2 separate regions of the Homo sapiens genome follow, and region 1 is linked to region 2. Evidence: chromatin loops called from intact Hi-C (ENCODE). Cell type or tissue: endothelial cell of umbilical vein. All regions are shown on one strand. Each heading gives the region's core, and the rest is flanking DNA. Links, peaks and the distances in the headings are about the cores only. Region 1 overlaps FAR2 (fatty acyl-CoA reductase 2). Region 2 overlaps FAR2 (fatty acyl-CoA reductase 2).

Region 1 (8,866 bases), core at 337-8,336, 71 kb after region 2:
CTCTGCAAAAAGTAAAAGAATTAGCCAGGTGTGGTGGTGCACTCTCGTAGTCCTAGCTACTTGGGAGACTGAGGTGAGAGGATCACTTGAGCCTGGGAGGTCGAGGCTCCAGTGACCTGTAATGGTGCCACTGTACTCCAATCTGGGTGGCAGAGTGAGACCCTGTCTCAATAAATAAATAAATAATATGAAAAGCAGTTAGTTAACTTTGTAAATAAAGAACGTTTAGACAATTTGTTTAACTTCTTTGAGCCTCAGTTGTCTTATCTGTAATAATGAGGTCTGCCTTTTAAGATTATTGTAAAGGTTAAATGGGATAATACATGTGAAGCCCCTAGCAGAAGGCCTGGCACAAAAAGTGTTAGCTATTGTTGTTACTATTACTATATTATTATTGTTGTTGTTGTTGATCAAAGCTTACAGTTACAAGACAGTACCAATTACATAATGCTCTAAAAAATTCGCATATTTTTTTCCAGTGGGAAAATTGGATGAAGGTGCTCTGGAATAAGCTCTGTAATACTATTTCTAGTCAGAGTACACCTCAAAGAAGGATCAGAACTCATATAGAACCTAGCCTTTCCGCTGCCCTAAGACAATGGGGCAAATGCTTACTTGGAAATTCCAAAATAAACAAGCAGCGAAGGTAAATGAAGAGAATGATTTTCTGTCTCCACTGGAGCTGCCACAGCTTTGTTTATCACATTAGTGCACCTTCACAAAGCCTCACCTTTTTTCAATTTCAAAAATGATTGCAGCTTTCTTCATTTCCAAACAAAGGACTATGGTTTGGAAATAACACACATGTGAAGGTGAAAGTGCATGCTCTTTACCCTAGAGAATACTTAGCCAGAAATATCTTACTAGTTTCTTACAGGAAAGGAGACTATATGGCTCTGGAGATAGAGATCCTGGGTGACAGTTCTTGCTCTTTCTCCCAGCAATCAGATGTCAATCAGACTCGTACAAATTACTTAAGCTCTCTGCCCTGAGCATTTTTATATGTTACCTCATGGAGTTATTGTAAAGATTATATGATAAAATAATTGCATGATGTGTGGGACATTGTCTGCAACATAGTAAGTGCCCAATAAATGTTAGTGATTCTTATCTATTTTGTTGGATGATATTTGCACTGAAAAGTTAGATATCATTCCGGTTCTATTATACAGTTTAGTTTATGATTGTATTTGACTCAGAGTAAAAAAATTGTGAGCAAGGAGAATTAGAAGGCTTTCTTCTTCACACCTATAGCCCAGGCTGTGTTCTTGCTTTATTTATTAATAACATAGGATGTGAGAATTGTCTTCAAATTTGAACTCTTGTACTTTTCATTTAATAGTGAAGGCTCACAAAGCCCTGGGACAAGATCTTTGTTAATAAAGTACCTCTAAGCAGTTAAACAGCAAAAATTCATATGCAGATTTGCTCTGGGGAGAAAAAAAGGTTTAAATTATAAGAGTTTCTTTCAAACTATGGGAAACAAACTTTTTTTATGGTGGTGAATCACTTCCAAAATGAAATTCTAATACATTTGATTGAGTCTTGTGGGGTGGTCATATATTTTATAACCTTCTGCCCATCTTATCAGAGAGTTTAGATATTTAATTTTTGTACTTTTTTCATTCCACCTTGGAATCACTTTAGTCCTAGTCCCATCCTGGTTTAAAGCCTGTGTGTCTCTAAATTCCTCTAACCATGCTTTTTTGTGTGATGATATTACATGAAAAGAATTGGTATTACCCAATGTTTACCAATGTGTTACACATTTTTTGTGTGTGTAATGGTATTACACAAAAAGAATTCACCACTGAATTCTTTTAGAGCAAAACCTAGAGCCATTTGTAAGATGGTAAGCATAACCTGGTGGAGCATTACATAAAACACAATGAGAAGGAAGAAGGTGGAATATCATACTTTTAGAAGACTTGCTTTACTTAGATCTTTTAAAAAATAATGGGATTAGAAAATAAAATGTAAAACAAATGTCACTTTCCCCCTTTTTAAGGGGATTATTTGTTCTATCTTTGGGAGGAATGAGAGATTTCTTAGAGTGTGGAGATGCTCTGTTTTCCGCAGGGCACCTTACGTGCCTATAATTGTTATATTTATGATTCTGGTGTTTGTCACCAGATTTGACCCCTTTGATGCTGAGAGCTGGTAAAACATTTTATTTAAGGCATTTTGACTAGCAATTTTAAAAGAAGTTATTAGAACATTGTGAGAAAGAATTTGAGAGAAAATAGAAACATTACAATCAACATATCTGAAGCAAAACATTGTCAATATAGATAAATAATGGTTCATCCCCTATTCCTGATTCAATGGTTTCTTATTATCTCTTTGACTCCTAACAACAGGCGTTCCTCCCTTTCATCTTTCTTAGGGTCAATAACAATGAATGGGTGATTTCAGTTATGAGGAAGAAGTAGGTCCTTTTTCTTTCATAATTGCTTCTCCATCGACCAGATACTCTGTAATTTACAGTACTTGCCCCAAGGTTTCCTGCGTTATCCTTTTTGTCATTTTGCCCTGTACACAGGAATATAACAACTGATTGTCTCCAGGCAGTTTTACCTAGACAGAATTGCCTTATTAATCAATCAATTTTTCAAGAATACTGAAATAAGAGATAAGAAAATGTCGGTAAAAGCAGCATTCTCTTGACTGCAGGAAAAATTTTTTCTCCTAAGATTTTTTTTGTTGCATTTAGTTTCTTAGGGTAATTAAAGCCTTCCTTGTTTTAGACTTAACACTAGAACCAAAATACTTACCAAAAACTGCACATTTCATTGGTATACTTTGCTAAGGTAAAAAAAAAAAAATTGGCTTCCATTTTTCTCCTTTTAAGAAGTAAGTTCTAATGAGAACACTTGGACACAGGAAGGGGAACATCACACACTGGGGCCTATCGTGGGGTGGGGGTAGGTGGGGAGAGATAGCATTAGGAGATATACCTAATGTAAATGATGAGTTAATGGGTGCAGCACACCAACATGGCACATGTATACATATGTAACAAACCTGCATATTGTGCACATGTACCCTAGAACTTAGAGTATAATAAAAAAAAGGAAAAAAAAAAAAAGAAGTAGGTTCTTCAAACTTCATTATCTTTACTAATCAATTTACCTTCTCCTCAGCAAAATGTTCTAATAGTCCTACATTGCAGCCTTTGATGTTGGTTGCTTTGTTTCCAAATGAAACAAATGAACAACAACAACAAAAAGTCAGGATTTTTTATTTTACAATATTGGGGTGATACCTCTGTTTTTTCATCTGGAAAATGGCACTCTTTCTTAGAATTAAAGTCACTTTAAAGATTTAAATTTTAAACAAGTTATTATTTTAAAGTATTTTATTATTTTTAAAACTTCATTTAGAAAACTTGTCATAAGATTGATTATTTTTGTAATGATTCATTCAAATTTGCTTTCATCATATTCTGGCAGATCTTAATAATCTCTGAAGTACAGATGTCCCTTACTGACCTTCTGTATATTAGTGAAACTCAGTCTTTTTTGTGTTTGTTTGTTTTTACAGTCGAGTCTGGCTCTATCAGCCAGGTTGCAGTGCAGTGGCGCAGTCTCGACTCACTGCAGTCTCTGCCTCCTGGGTTCAAGCCATTCTCCCACCTCATACTCCTGAGTAGCTGGGACCACAGGTGCCCGCCACCATGCCTGGCTAATTTTTGTGTTTTCAGTAGAGAAAAGGTTTTGCCATGTTGGCCAGGCTGGTCTCAAACTCCTGACCTCAAGTGATCCGCTGGCCTTGCCCTCCCAAAGTGCTGGGATTACAGGCATGAGTTGCCGTGCCCAGCCAAAAATGTCTTTATCTTGAGCAGAAGAAAAACACGGAGACTTAAGGTTTTGGGGGCCTTTTTGTTTTTCATTTTCTTCACGTGCAGAAACCCAGCAATGTTCTTCCTGTAGTTACTCAGTTTTGACATTCTTTGCAGTTAGGTCAACAATGCTTGTTTTTAAAAGCATTTTAATGCAAGAAAGAGTGTATTCTAAAGCCTGTCTTCCCCGCTGAGTATGGCAAGCTGAGCTTCAATTTGCAGTTCACCTGTTGTTTGATAATTGATATATTTCTGAGTTATGGTCTCCTTTTAATTCTTCTAAGGATAAAGAAACAACATAAGATAAGGTATGAGGCTCCTGAAAGTTATCTGGTCTTTCTTAATAGATCCTTACGAAAAACTGAGGCCTGAGGCTTGGAAGTCTGATTGTTAAACAAGCTCTGCAGGTGACTGAGATGGGAATCATTATTCTAGCACTCCTGCTTTAAATTCATGACCTACCTGCTGACAACTTCATCTCTCAATTTAAAGAAAATAAAATGAAAAGTTAAGTGGTGTTGAGGAACAAAAATAAATTGGTTGGCGAAATAAAGGTGTCAGAAACTCAAAGAATTGTAAGCTTTAGGTCTGTTTTTAAAAAAGAAACTAAAGAAAAAAAAAGACCAAATCTATTTGTTACTTAACTCATTTATTTATTAATTCACTCCATTTTTTCATTTACTCAAGGAATCTTTATTGTCTACCAAATGCTGGGCTCTGCACTACTTTCAGAGGAAACCATGATGAGCAAAAGCAGATAGATGAATTAAAACTCCTGCCCTCATGGAGTTTAAAGTCCAGTAAGAGAATAATCATAATCAATTGTATCATACAGATAAGCATAACATTACAACTGTGGTAAGTGGTCACAAAAAAAGAGTATATGGAAAGGGCTTAAATGACAGATTAGACAGAATACTGAAGGTCAGGGAAAGCTTCTCTGTGGAAGTGACTCTTAGACTGACATCTGAAGGATGACTGGGAGCTGATAAAACACAGAAGAGCTGGAGAACATTCTAGATAAAGGGAACGGCATTCATTCTTCCTGCAGCCTTTCAACAACTTCAGGCACTGTGCTGGTGCTGAGGATACAGCAGTGAACAAAACAAATTCCTTGCCCACAGAGAGCTTATGTTTTAGTTGAAGGAAAAACAGACTATAAACAGATGACCGAATAAACAGATGTCATAAACAGATGACATACACAGATGTCATCTGAATAAACAGATGACAGATAAACTATAAACAGATGACTAGAAACAGATGACGTAAACTACATCAGGTGGTGTTAAGTGCTGTGAAGAAATGGAAAGGATGAGCTAAACAGGAGTCCAGAGTGTGCAGGTGAGGTGGGTATTACAGGGATCAGCCTTTCAGCTGAGGCAGCAGATCATGCAACTGTGAGTGAGGGAGGCCTCTGGGTAGGGGGAGGAGTGAGGGCTGAGAGCTGCAGTAGAGCATCCTTGGGCATGTTCTGGGAACAGACAGCACTGTGTCTGAGTATGTGTTGTGATGGGAGAGGGAAAAGGAGCAGTGATAGGAAATGCAATCAGAGAGGTCATGGGGCCACATTGTCCAGTGCCTTGCATGTGAGCCAGGCAACCCTTGGAGAGTTTTAGCAAAGAAGTGGATCACCGGGTCTGACATATGAAAAATAGACTGTTAGTGCTGCAAAGGTGAGGGCAGCAAGAAACACTTAGAGGCATTTACAATAATGGTTTGGACCAGTTTGGTACAAGCAGAGATGGTGAGATGTGATCAGAGATGTGGTTGGATATACTTTGAAGGTAGAGCTGATGGGATTTGCCAAAGGAATGGAAATTGAGTGTGAGAAAAAGAGAGTCAAGGGTGGCCTCAACATCTTTGGATTAAAGAACTCATAGAATAGAGCCTTACTCACTGAGATAGGGAGAATGGTGAAGGGAAGAGACTGTGAGGGGTAGTTCAGGAGATTGTTTTGAGTCAAGTAAAGTCAGAGATGCCTTTTAGATATCCCAAGTACTGTGGTGGGTAGAGTTTGTCATATTTGATGAACTTATAGAAGTCAATATCTGACCAAAGCAAGCATAGGAGACCATGCTGTCCAATGTGCTGAAGAGACAGGCTTGGGCCAGACTACACTGGCCTTGGGGAGCACTTTGGAGATTTCAGCCCTCATCCTAAAAGCAACAGGAATCCATGAGTTTGGGGTATCAGATTAAGAGTTCCAAACTGGGACTGGCTGCAGTCTGGCAACGAGTTTGGAGTTGGGGATTGATAGGAGTAAGAGTGGATGCAGGAATATTTGTTAGGAAATACAACAGTCCAGACAAGACACTGTGGTGGCTTAGGTCATGTGGTGGTGGTAGACGTGACCAGGCAGAAGATTAGAAGCTATTCAGGAGGCAAATGCCAGGACTCCATAGTGGGTCAATATGGAGGTGAAAGAGAGGGAGGTGTCAAAGGTGACTCAGCTTTCTAGCTTGTACAACAAGATGGGCAGTGATTTCATTCATAGAGACAGGAAAAACTGGAATAGGACCAGGGGAAAGGTCATAAGATTAAGATGCCTATGTAAAATCCAAGTAGAAATGTCAATAAGCAATTGTGCACCCATCATGGTCTGAAATGCAGAGGTAAGGTCAAGGCAGGAGACATTAATTTGTGAGAGACATTCTGAAACTTAAAGAAAAAATAGTTTTTAGAAGGGAAGATTGATACATGCAAGAGGGAAAGGATAGTTAATCATGTAGCTCTCTGAGAAGACTGGAGAGAATGGAATTCAAATGTAAGTGGGGGCATAAGCCTTCTATACGAAGAGGAACAGCTTTTCCCTCTGTTGAAAATGATGCGTGCAGATACTAGTATATTTATTTGTATGCTTCATTCATTTGGCAAACATAATGTACACCTACCATGCACTATGGACATCCTGAAGTTCTGGGGATACAGAAACAAAAAAGAAACAATCCTCACCATCAAGAATCTCACTGTCATATAAGAGAGGTTGCAACAGGACAGTATTTGTGGGAACACTGGGCACAGTTAGATGCACATCCCGAAACTTTTGCAATGTAGATTTTCAAATGTTTGGAGAATAGATAAGCATGATATTATGGCCTATGAAATTGAAAAAGAACATATCTCAAAGGGGTTGGGAGTCTCTCAAGGACAGAATTTGGATTGTGTAATTGATCCCTAGGAGAGAACAAGTGCAGTTTCCAATATAAGATGAGGGTCCCAAGACTGAACTATTTGGTAGCAATCCCAGACTAACATTTCTTCAGAGACATTTTCTCACCAACTTTCCCCTTGAAAACTAGAGCAAAGGCCTCAGCCTGTGCATATCGTCAGCATCTAACACCTCCTGAGGTCTGCGTTGACCCTGAAACAGCTTTATCCTGGTTCTTTCCTGTCTCACATCCTTTGCACCCTTGGCCAATATCCAAATTACAAACTTCTTTAGTCATCTGTCCTTCCCCCACTCGCATCTTCATGTTCTTTTTTAATTTTCTTCCCTTCCTCATGTTATATTCACCCCATTGCTTCTCTTCCTGCTAATCTTTCCATCATGCTCTTGGAAGTCCCTTAGATCTTTTACCTCCTTACCTTAACTGAAAATTGACTATCCATTAGGACACGACTTCCCACTACAGCTATATCAAATAGAGGTTGTTCATTGTTTTTCATTGTCAAGAGGGTGTTCAGCATTTTCTTGCATCCTGAACATTATACCTCCAGCCATCTTTTTTGGTCAGGCCATCTGATTATTAGTCTACTTAGCATCACTGTCATCCATCAACATCATGGTTATTTCTCTGTATAGTCTTTCATAGTTTTGGCACCTGAGTCCCTATCTTCCTCTTCATTGCAAATCCTGCCACACTGATTCAGGTGACCCAACAAACACACACACACACACATACGCGCTCGCGCACACACACACACACACACACACACAGAGTGCCCTTCCCACTCTTCATGGGAAAATTATTCCCTTGGCCACACTATGGACCTTGTCACCCAGAGTTGCTTCAACTCTGGAATCTTGAATTTCAATATCTCATTCTCAAGCAATGATCTGCTTCTGAAAAGAGCTTTCTGTGTTGTGATCACCATACTTATTCTCTGACCTTATTCAGTGCTCCAGTCTCTTGCCCCTGTTCATTTTCTCTCAATCTATCAGTCCCCTCTTGGCTTCAATACCATTTCTAACTGGCCCAGGTGACATAATTTTTAATCATTCTCCTAAACCATTTTCTTAAACCATACACTCCATTTTCTTGCTACCGTCCCTATTTTACCTCCAGAATCCAAACTTTGGAAGGACTCCAATGTCCAGCTTCTCTGCACCTGATTATGCACACCAGGCACAGCTGTGGAAGATTACATGCTCATGCAGATTGATGCCAATAATGATCTCCAATTTTTGGATAGACTCTGAATCTTAATACTTCTGTCTGCCCTGGTCATCTTTTCACAGTCCTCACTCCTTCACTCTTCACTATCCTCCTCAAGCCCTCTAACCCACAATTTCCATACCATTTTCAGCACATGACATCCATTGCTACCTCAAAAGAAAATAGTAGCCTTAATACAAGAAATCTATCCAGAGCTCCCAGGGATAAATTGTACCATCTGTCAACTTCCTTGCCTGCATGCATTTATTTGTATTTACACCAAATTAGTAGATGTCTCTCCTCGTGTCATAGGTTAATGCTTGAACTTGGCTCTGGATTGCATTTGCATGTTTCTCTTCTTGCTAATCAATGCTTCTAAGTCTTTACTGTATCAAGAGCCTATTCTTCATTATTAATTTTGTTTTTAGATCAATGTAAAATACATTTAAGTCTTTCTCATATTTCAAAGCATAAAAATAAACAAACCTCCTCTGGCCATTCTAGCTCCTTCTTCCCTCCAGAGCTAGGCTTCTGGAACAAGTTATCCTGTTATAGAGCTTCCACAGCTTCACTTGCTTTTAATCTTACTGACTGCAGTCTAATTTCTGCCCTCCCCAGTTCAATGAAGCTCCTCCTTCAATGACTG
Region 2 (8,866 bases), core at 553-8,552:
TTTATAATTTTTTAAAAAGTTATCAGCATGACAGATATAGCTCCTGTCTTTCTGACTTGAGCACATAGATGGAATATGGTGTAATTTCCTAAAATGAGAAAAATTAGGGAAGAAAGATCTGATCCTCTCCGAAATAATTATTCCAAAACATAATTTACTCCCCTGCTTAAAACCCTGTCATTCCTCTGCCTTGTCTATAGCAGTTTTTCCTAAACTGCAGTCTATGAATTATTATTTTCTTGGGATATTAACAGTTAAGTAAAGGAAGAAAAGCTTCCCTGATGATATGACTTTGAGAAACTCTTGATTTAACCTACTTAACCAGTTGTGGTTTTGTTTTTGTTTTTTTTTTTGTTTTGTTTTGTTTTGTTTTGTTTTTTGAGACAGAGTCTCTCTCTCTTGCCCAGGCTGGAGTGCAGTGGTGTGATCTCAGCTCACTGCAAGCTCCGCCTCCCAGGTTCATGCCATCCTCCTGCCTCAGCCTCCTGAGTAGCTGGGACTATAGGCGCCCACCACCACGCCTGGCTAATTTTTGTATTTTTAGTAGAGACGGGGTTTCACCGTGTTAGCCAGGATGGTCTCGATCTCCTGACCTTGTGATCCGCCTGCCTCAAAGTGCTGGGATTACAGGCGTGAGCCACCGCACTGGGCCCCTACTTAACCAGTTTTATTGCAGGAATCCTCAGAGCATGCATGTCCTAATGCATGTTAATAATCAAGAAAAGAGAGATCTTTTATGCTACATTTCCTAAACTTGACGTTGAAATGCTTTTCCAGCAGAACATCTAAGAGAGCCAGCATTCAGCATAACACGCTTTGGGAAATGCTGTCCTATATTAATAGATTAAACCTTTTAACATCTACAGTTCTCTATTAACCATAAGCTTCTCTCATCTCTTTAATCCTACTTAGTTGGTGGAAAGCGGGAGACTGGAATTGACTCTGTTAATAGGCATTAAGTTGATGATGAAAACAACCCTGCTCTGTGGATGATATTCAGAAACAGGATCTGCAGTCTGATTAAAAGCAAAATTGTTTTTCATTTCTACTTCTTTGGCAAGGTTCTGCAGGACCTCATCAAGATACATTTTGTGAAGTCTCTGTTTCATACATGTGACCTGAGGCATAAACAATGGGGAAGACTCCCCAGGGCCTCTTAGGTCCCGTGGTAGGCCTGGGCCTTATCTGATCTTTGTAAGCCATCCCCTGCAGGGCAATACAGTGTGACTACATAGGGCATCTGTAGGAACATTGGTTTTTGAGTCTCATATATCCACTTCCTGGATCCCCATGCATTTGCATGGTGGTAGGCTGGAAGCAGAAATGCAACTTATGGCCAAAGAACAGTGCAGCAGAGCATAATGGAAGAAACAGGTTCACACAGCTGTAGAATTCTTCCTTGGCTTCATCAGCTCTGTGTTCCAGCCCAGGGGTCAGCAGCTTTGGCCCAAGGCTGAAATCTGGCCCCTGCCTTTTTGTTTATTCTTTGAACTAAGAATGGTTCTTATATTTTTAAAACTTAGAAAAAATCAAAAGAATAATATTCTGTGACATGGGAAAAATTATAGGAAATTTAACGTATATGAAATTTAACCTTCAGTGTCTATAAATAAAGTTTTATCAGAAAACAGCTTGTATCATTCGTCTAGTCATCCCTATTGGCTATGACTGCTTTAGTGCCCTAACCAATCAATTATTATGACCTTTAAATCCTAATATATTTACCTTGTGGTCCTTTACAGAAAATGTTTGTTGACCCCTGCTCTAAGGCTATGAAACTCACCTGCCATAGGTAATCTTAATTGTTTTGTTTTTCATTTATTTAATTTATGAGGGGATAGAAATAAAATAGTTAAATTGACTTCCTAGTAGGTCCTCAAACATTATTGGCATTCAGGCACAGAAAGAGAAATACTGCATCATCTCATTTTTAGGTGGAATCTAAACATATTGAACTCATAAATAAAAGTAGAGAGAAGAATGGTGGTTACTAGAGGTTGAAGGCAAAAAGTGGTAGGGGTGCAGGGTGTGGGGAGGTGGGGGGAAGTTACTGGTCAAAGGGTTCAAATTTTCAGTTAGGCAGGAGGCATTCGTTTTGAGATCTACTGCACAGCGGAATGACTATAGTCAATGATAATGTACATTTAAAAATAACTAAGTAAATTTCAAATGTCTCACCAAAAAAAAGATAAGTGATGGCTACTGTATCCTCTGAATGTATGAAATTATAACTTGTAAATTTAAAATAATATTAATTTTAAAAATGAAACAAACTATTTTTGGCATTGGAGTCGTGACAATGCCAGTTTTTGTTGATGGCTGGTGTTGCTAACGCTACATGCCCATGTAAAGAGCAGAAGACAGTCGCAAAGGTGATCACTTGTAAATTTTATTCAAACATTTGAACTCATATATACAGGATAGGCACTCAGATAAATAAAACTACGGCATCCAGAGGTAAGGGGGAAATTAAATCTAATATAACTTAACTGTTTTATTTTATTACCTCTGAGCAGATTGGATTTCCTATGAGTAGTCGCCTCTGATTTTTATTTCAATAATGAAGCCAATCTTTTTTTATTATTAATGCACACTTTTATATGAATAGTGGTAGTTTAGGGGTGACAGCCTCAATTTTGGGTGACAGAAATACAAATTTCTCTGTCCCCACCTTAAACCTACTGAATCAGAATCTTTGGCGTGAGGATCCCCAGGGCTTTCATAAGTAGCTGCCACAGCATAGGGGGAGATTTTGGAATAGCTAGTCCAGGTATTTCCATGGAACGTAGAGTCAGAAAATAAGACCTTCGAGACCTGGTGCTTGGCTCTGTTACTGCTGTCATAAAATATTTTCAGACGAGGGTGTGCTGTGTGATCACAGAGTTTGGATTATGGGTCTCATTGCCAGCCATATTGATTGGAAGATTTCTGTGAGATATCTAACTTTATAAAGAGGACTGGTTTCAGGTGACATCTTCATTCAATAGACATTTTCCCACTTTAATCAACACCAGTATTAAAGCAAAGAACATTTTATATATATATATATATATATATATATATATATATATATGTATCAATGTGATTAAACAATGCAATTAAACAATGAAAATTGATTAAACAATGTGGTTAAACAATGAAAAAAAAGCCTTACTGTAATTGCCAGACACTAAGAATAACATTTGCTTGTTGATTTAGCTGTATTATTTCGAAGTCCTAGATCATTTTGTATCCTTAACTGCTGCAGGTTTGCAAAAGCATTTTTCATCCTGCAGTTGATAATATGTATCCCCTATGGCTTTTGGACATCTTGCTTTTAAGGCATTTTAACTTCCCAGGCTTCTCCAGAGACAGCCCCAAAACATTGAAGCCCACACCTGAAGGGAGGAAGAGAAAGCAAACACTCCTCCCTGTGAATTTGTGTAGAAAAGACAAAAATATGGCTTCTCCAACCACTTACTCATCCTTCCATCTTAGCTGGGAAGCTGTTGGATCAGTAGCATCTGCTGATGAATAACAGGATGACCATAGGAGGCAAGAATAATATTTCCTGAGCCAAGAAATGAGAAATAGTTATAAAAACACCCCACATTTTAGATCATTTTTTAAAAATCGTGCACTATTTATCACAGGTCATTGTGAGGGCACATTCCACAGAAGTGAGCAAAAATCCCAGGTATCCTTGAAAGCAAGATCCTTGGAAATTAGGATGGCAATTAAGTTATGTGTCTGGTCCCAACATATTTGAAACCACTTAAGCACTTCCAGCAGAGTTAGATTCACCAGTGCACAGTATTGTCAAGAAACCAAAAGAATCTGCCCAGAAGAAATGGATAAACTGAGTAAAAGAAACTGTAACAAGTCAGTGTTTGTGCATGTATTAAAGATTTTTGCTTATTATTTTCAATAAAGGATATTTAATACTGAAAGTTGTATGGATAGAAGTAACATAGTTTTAGCATCTTAAAGATGGATGGTATTCAGTTAGTGAAATCATAGAGCAATTTGCCTAAAACTTAAGAGAAACTGTTTACTTAAAATAATATTTGTTTCTGATAGATATTAAGTAAATATTAATGAAACCAACTTGATGTCAGTAAATAATAATAAGTAAAAAAACCAACTTTGTATTTCTCTATTTCACTGTAACTATTGTCTCATTTTGAATTGAATATTATTTCACTTGTGTTTTGTTTACACAAGACCTTCAGGACATATCTGCCCTGAAGCTAAGCACATGATCTAAAAGATGGGCACTTGTTCTTTTACCAAAGAGTTTTCTGGGGATTGAGATCCACTTACCAAACTATTCTCAAAGCTGCAGGAATCTTTGATGGCTTCAAAGAATTAATTTCCTTCATCCAAATGAGCAGTTTGCTTCTTTCTCAGCAACTTGTACTTGCCATAACTCTCTTCTTAGCAGAAGTGTGACATTGCCTCTTCCTTCTTTTCCTTCTGCTATTTTGGTGCAGTCCTGCCGGAGGCAATGGTTATGCAAGTGCCGCTGAATGCATTGCTGATCACAGGATGACACTTAGATAAATTTAGGTCTCAGTTTCTTTTAGGACAGAACAAACTTTTCCCAAATTAGACTTCCTTGAACTCCTAGACATACTATATGTTGGCACATATCACACCATCTTGTCTACAGTACATAGTAGTGAGTGCAAATAGCTTTGTCTTAACTAAGTATATTCACACTGGAAATTGTAGAATGTTCAAGTACCATATCTATATTTGGTTCAATTCTCTTAAAGAAAATAAAAGCCAGTCCTGAAGACGTAAAGTGGCTTGTCACACATCTAGTTAGTGGGTGCATCAAGGCTAGTATCCACATCTTATGACTGCAAATCCCATGACAATTCCATTCCATTCATTCATTTATTCATTTGTACTATTTACTGAGTACCTACTATGTGCCAGGCAGGGTGTTTAGCTTTGCAAATAGAATGCAAAACAAGTTATAGTACCAGCCCTCAAATTTTAGTACTCCCTACTCTTTGAGCAATATTTGGCCGGTTGCAACTTGGAGTTTGTGCAATTTTTCAGTAATGATACCCAATGTGTAAATATACAATGCTCATATATCTTTATTTTCCCTTCTTCCCTCTTCTAACTAGCCCCAGTCAATGACTTGACTTCCCATAGCACCAAGCACTTAACACCAATAAGAGTAAGATGGGAGGCCGGGCACGGTGGCTCATGCCTGTAATCCTAGCACTTTGGGAGGCCAAGGCGGGCGGATCATGAGGTCAGGAGATCGAGACCATCCAGGCTAACATGGTGAAACCCCATCTCTACGAAAAATACAAAAAATTAGCTGGGCATGTTGGCAGGTGCCTGTAGTCCCAGCTACTCGGGAGGCTGAGGCAGGAGAATGGTGTGAATCCAGGAGGCAGAGCTTACAATGAGCCAAGATTGCGCCACTGTGTGTGAGACTCTGTCTCGGAAAAAAAAAAAAAAGAGGGTATGATGGGAAATAGAGTTGAAATGAATTATGAAAAATTCCATAGGGAAGATCATGAAAATTCTTCCCCAGAAAACAATGTTCTTGATTCACCACCGCAAGGCTTGGGGGTTATTAGCTTGTGTGTCTCTCCTCTCGTTTACTCACTGTGTCACCAGGTCCTCTCTTTCCTCAAACTGGCTGAGACGTAGCTTGCATCCTCTAGCTTTACTTTCCTTCTGTATCTAAAGATAGACACAAACTCTTGGTGTTTTAAGTACTTAAGTGCTAATCCTTGTGGGGAAAGTGAGAGGGGAAGAGCAAAAATAACCAATGTGAAGAAGTTATGAAGTTTCCAGAATGATACCGTTGAATCTTGGCATAGGATCAGTAGTTAGTTGCTTACTTCCTCTAAGATAAGTGGAAAAACCCCATTATCTTCAGCTATCTGTCTTTATTTCTGGAGGCAAGATCAAAAACCAACCATCTGCCCTATAAGTCCTTACTTATTCTCCTGAACTAGATGAGTACAGGCATTGTCTGATGAGAGGATTTCTAGCTTTCAACAGATTCTCACAGAATTCATGACCAGAACAACATGGGGTAATGACTGCTTTAGGAGCCATTAAGTGGGCCATTTTAGTTCCTTGAAGTCCTCTAGACTTTGGCCACTGTCAGTTCAGGAAAGATGCCTTCTGAAGATTCCTCACAGAGACTGTACAGCTGTTTGGGATACATAGGATTTTATATTTCATCTTCAGTGATTCATGAGCATTACATTGTTCCAAAACAGAGAAAGGATTATGTCATTCCCCTGCATAACACCTTCCATGGCTCTCCATTCCCTACAGTAGCCTTGCCAAGTGTATGAGATGCTAATTGAGGTAGACTGTGGGAGGTGGGTGTTTCCGGTGCAGAAGAACCCTTGATATCACCTTCACTTCCTGCTATATGGCTGCGTATCAAAAGGCAAGTTACTTAACTTCCTGCTATATGGCTGTATTCAAAGGCAAGTTACTTAACCTTTCAGTCTTCCCAATGTATTCATTTGCTAGGGCTGCTGTAACAAAGTACCACAAACTGGGCGGCTTAACCAAAAGAAGTGTATTGTCTCACAGTTTTGGAGGCTAGATGTCTGAGATCCAGGTGTCAGCGGGGTTGGCTTCTGAGAGCTGTGAGGGAAGGATCTGTTCCAGACCTCTCTTTGCTAATAGATGGCTGTCTTCTCCTTGTGTCTCACATCCTCTTCTTTCTATGCGTATATCTGTCTTTTTATAAAGACATCCATCATATGGGATTAGGGACCCCCCCCCACTCCAGTATGACCTCATCTTAACTAATTGTATTTGCAGTGATCATATTTCCAAATAAGGTCACATTCTAAGGTACTGAGGTTTAGGACTTCAACATATAAAACAATTCAACCCATAACACCCAGGAAATTATTACTTGACTTCTTATTATCACAATGGAAAATGAGATGAAACTATCTGCAAACCACTTTCTGTGTACTAAAAAAAAGTACATATATTTTTGGTATGGATTAATAGTGAACATAAGTAATGACTACTGACTTCACCAAGAGTTTCTTCTCCACATGATCTTTATTATTTTTTAGGTATAACATCTGTGTGGAAAAGTGAATATATCACAAATGCATTTAACACACACAGACACCTCCCAGATTCTATCTTCCAAGTTAAAAAAGAAAAGCAGAAAAACATTTATCAGCATCCTATAAGCTCCCCTCATACTCCTGGGCAGTCAGTACCTAGTGCCTCCCAGATTATCCACTGTCTTGACTTCTAAGTCACAGATTAGCCAAGTTCAAACATAGATTAGCTTTACCAGTTTTTGGAGTTTGTATAAATGAAATTATATAGTAATACTTTTTTTTACATCTGGCTTATTTACTCAATATTATGTTTGTGAGATCTTTCAAATTATTGTGTGTATTTGTAGATTATTCATTCACATTGCTGTGTAATACTCCATACTGTGAATATGCCATACTTTATGCATTCTGTTGATGAAGACTTTAGTAGTTTCCATTGTGAGTTTCTTAGGACTAGAGCTGCTATGAGCATTCTTGAGAATGTCTTTTGTTAAACATACGTACACATTTCTTTGGGGTATACTTAGGTGTGAAATTGCTTTATGCAAAGAGCTTTAATAAATCTGCCAAAGCGTTTTCCAAAGTGATCGTTCAAGTAATACTCCCAGCAGTGGTAGTCAAGAATTTCCCTTGTTCCACATTCTTGTCAACACTTCTTATTTTCTGTCATTTTCATTTTAACCATTTGGGTGAGAGAGTAGTTGTGAGGCATGGTAGTTTTATTTGTATTTCTCTGGTGAGTGAAAAGATTGAGCACCTTTCTATATATTTTTTGGCCACTTGGATATCTTCTCTTGTGATGTCCCCCAAGTCTTTGCTCATTTGTCTATTGGGTTATCTATCTTTTTCATAGTTATTTGTGGGTATACGTTATATGTTCTGGATACAATTCCTTTGTTAGATATGTGCTTTGTCAATGTCTTCTCCCAATCTATGCCTGGCCTTTTTGCTCTTTTTTATCTTTTAATGAACACAAATTCTTAATCTTAATAGAGTTCAATTTATTAGTGGTGTTCTTCATAGTATTTTTTGCCTACTCATGAAGCAAGATGTTCTTTTCTAAAAATTGTGTTGTTTTGCCTTTTACACTAAAAGTTATACTATCCATCTGAAATTAATTTTTTGTGTGATGTGAGAAATAAAATACATGTTTTTCCATGTGGATATTCAATTGACTCTACATTAATCATTAGAATTCTGCATTTCATTTTAAATCACGGGCACACAGTAGCAGTCTGGATGCCTCAGAATGAACACATTTAAGGATCAAGTCATTTAAAACATATCTCACTATAATGACTTCTGCAGCCCATTTTGACTGTGAATAGCCTAGGCTGTTCAGTGTTAAGGTCAAATGCTCATTTAATCTGCTTGCAGGAACCTAATTTCTGGTCTAATAGATTAAGTAAAATAAAACAAATAAATGCATCCCCTTGGAAATAGATCACTCTAAAAAATCAAAGTATACAATTTAAAATTAATTTGGATCCTAGACATAAGGGTTATTGGTGAAAAAAATTAATAGTGTGGAAAGGTCTTGACCAAACATTTGGGGAGAAATAACCAAAAGGCTTATCTTTTATTATTAAGGAAGGCAAATGAAGACAAGGCCCACTTGTCTTCATTATACTCACACATTTACTGTCTCATTAGTTCCCCCAACTCTCATCAAGGTGGAAGACATGGAATAAGGAGAGATTGAAGGCAGAAAGATTAGCTAGGTGGCCATTCATTCTTTGACGCATTCATTCAACGAGTATTTATTCAATGATTATTGTACCAAGTATTGTATTAAATTCTGTGAA

Evidence for each region. Hi-C counts contacts between places; a loop is a spot of excess contacts. Peaks named below come from ENCODE experiments on the same cell type or tissue, not always from the same donor. Only the 100,000 strongest peaks of a DNase experiment are listed, where the experiment ranks them.
Region 1: it touches region 2 in a loop (4-fold over the local background); 5 of 110 quality-filtered maps call a loop at or near these places.

The regions. Positions count from the first base shown.
Region 1 is chr12:29,225,067-29,233,932 of GRCh38, forward strand. The region is part of intron 1 of FAR2 (fatty acyl-CoA reductase 2); the gene reads left to right. Among named protein-coding and RNA genes, the nearest start is that of FAR2, 80 kb to the left of the region's middle. RefSeq lists an enhancer at 3,829-4,474. In endothelial cell of umbilical vein, for the core only: no CTCF peak of the experiment used is centred there; DNase peaks (open chromatin) are centred at 3,555 and 3,925; H3K27ac peaks cover 427 bases.
Region 2 is chr12:29,154,073-29,162,938 of GRCh38, forward strand. The region is part of intron 1 of FAR2 (fatty acyl-CoA reductase 2); the gene reads left to right. Among named protein-coding and RNA genes, the nearest start is that of FAR2, 9.2 kb to the left of the region's middle. In endothelial cell of umbilical vein, for the core only: no CTCF peak of the experiment used is centred there; a DNase peak (open chromatin) is centred at 3,579; H3K27ac peaks cover 1,379 bases.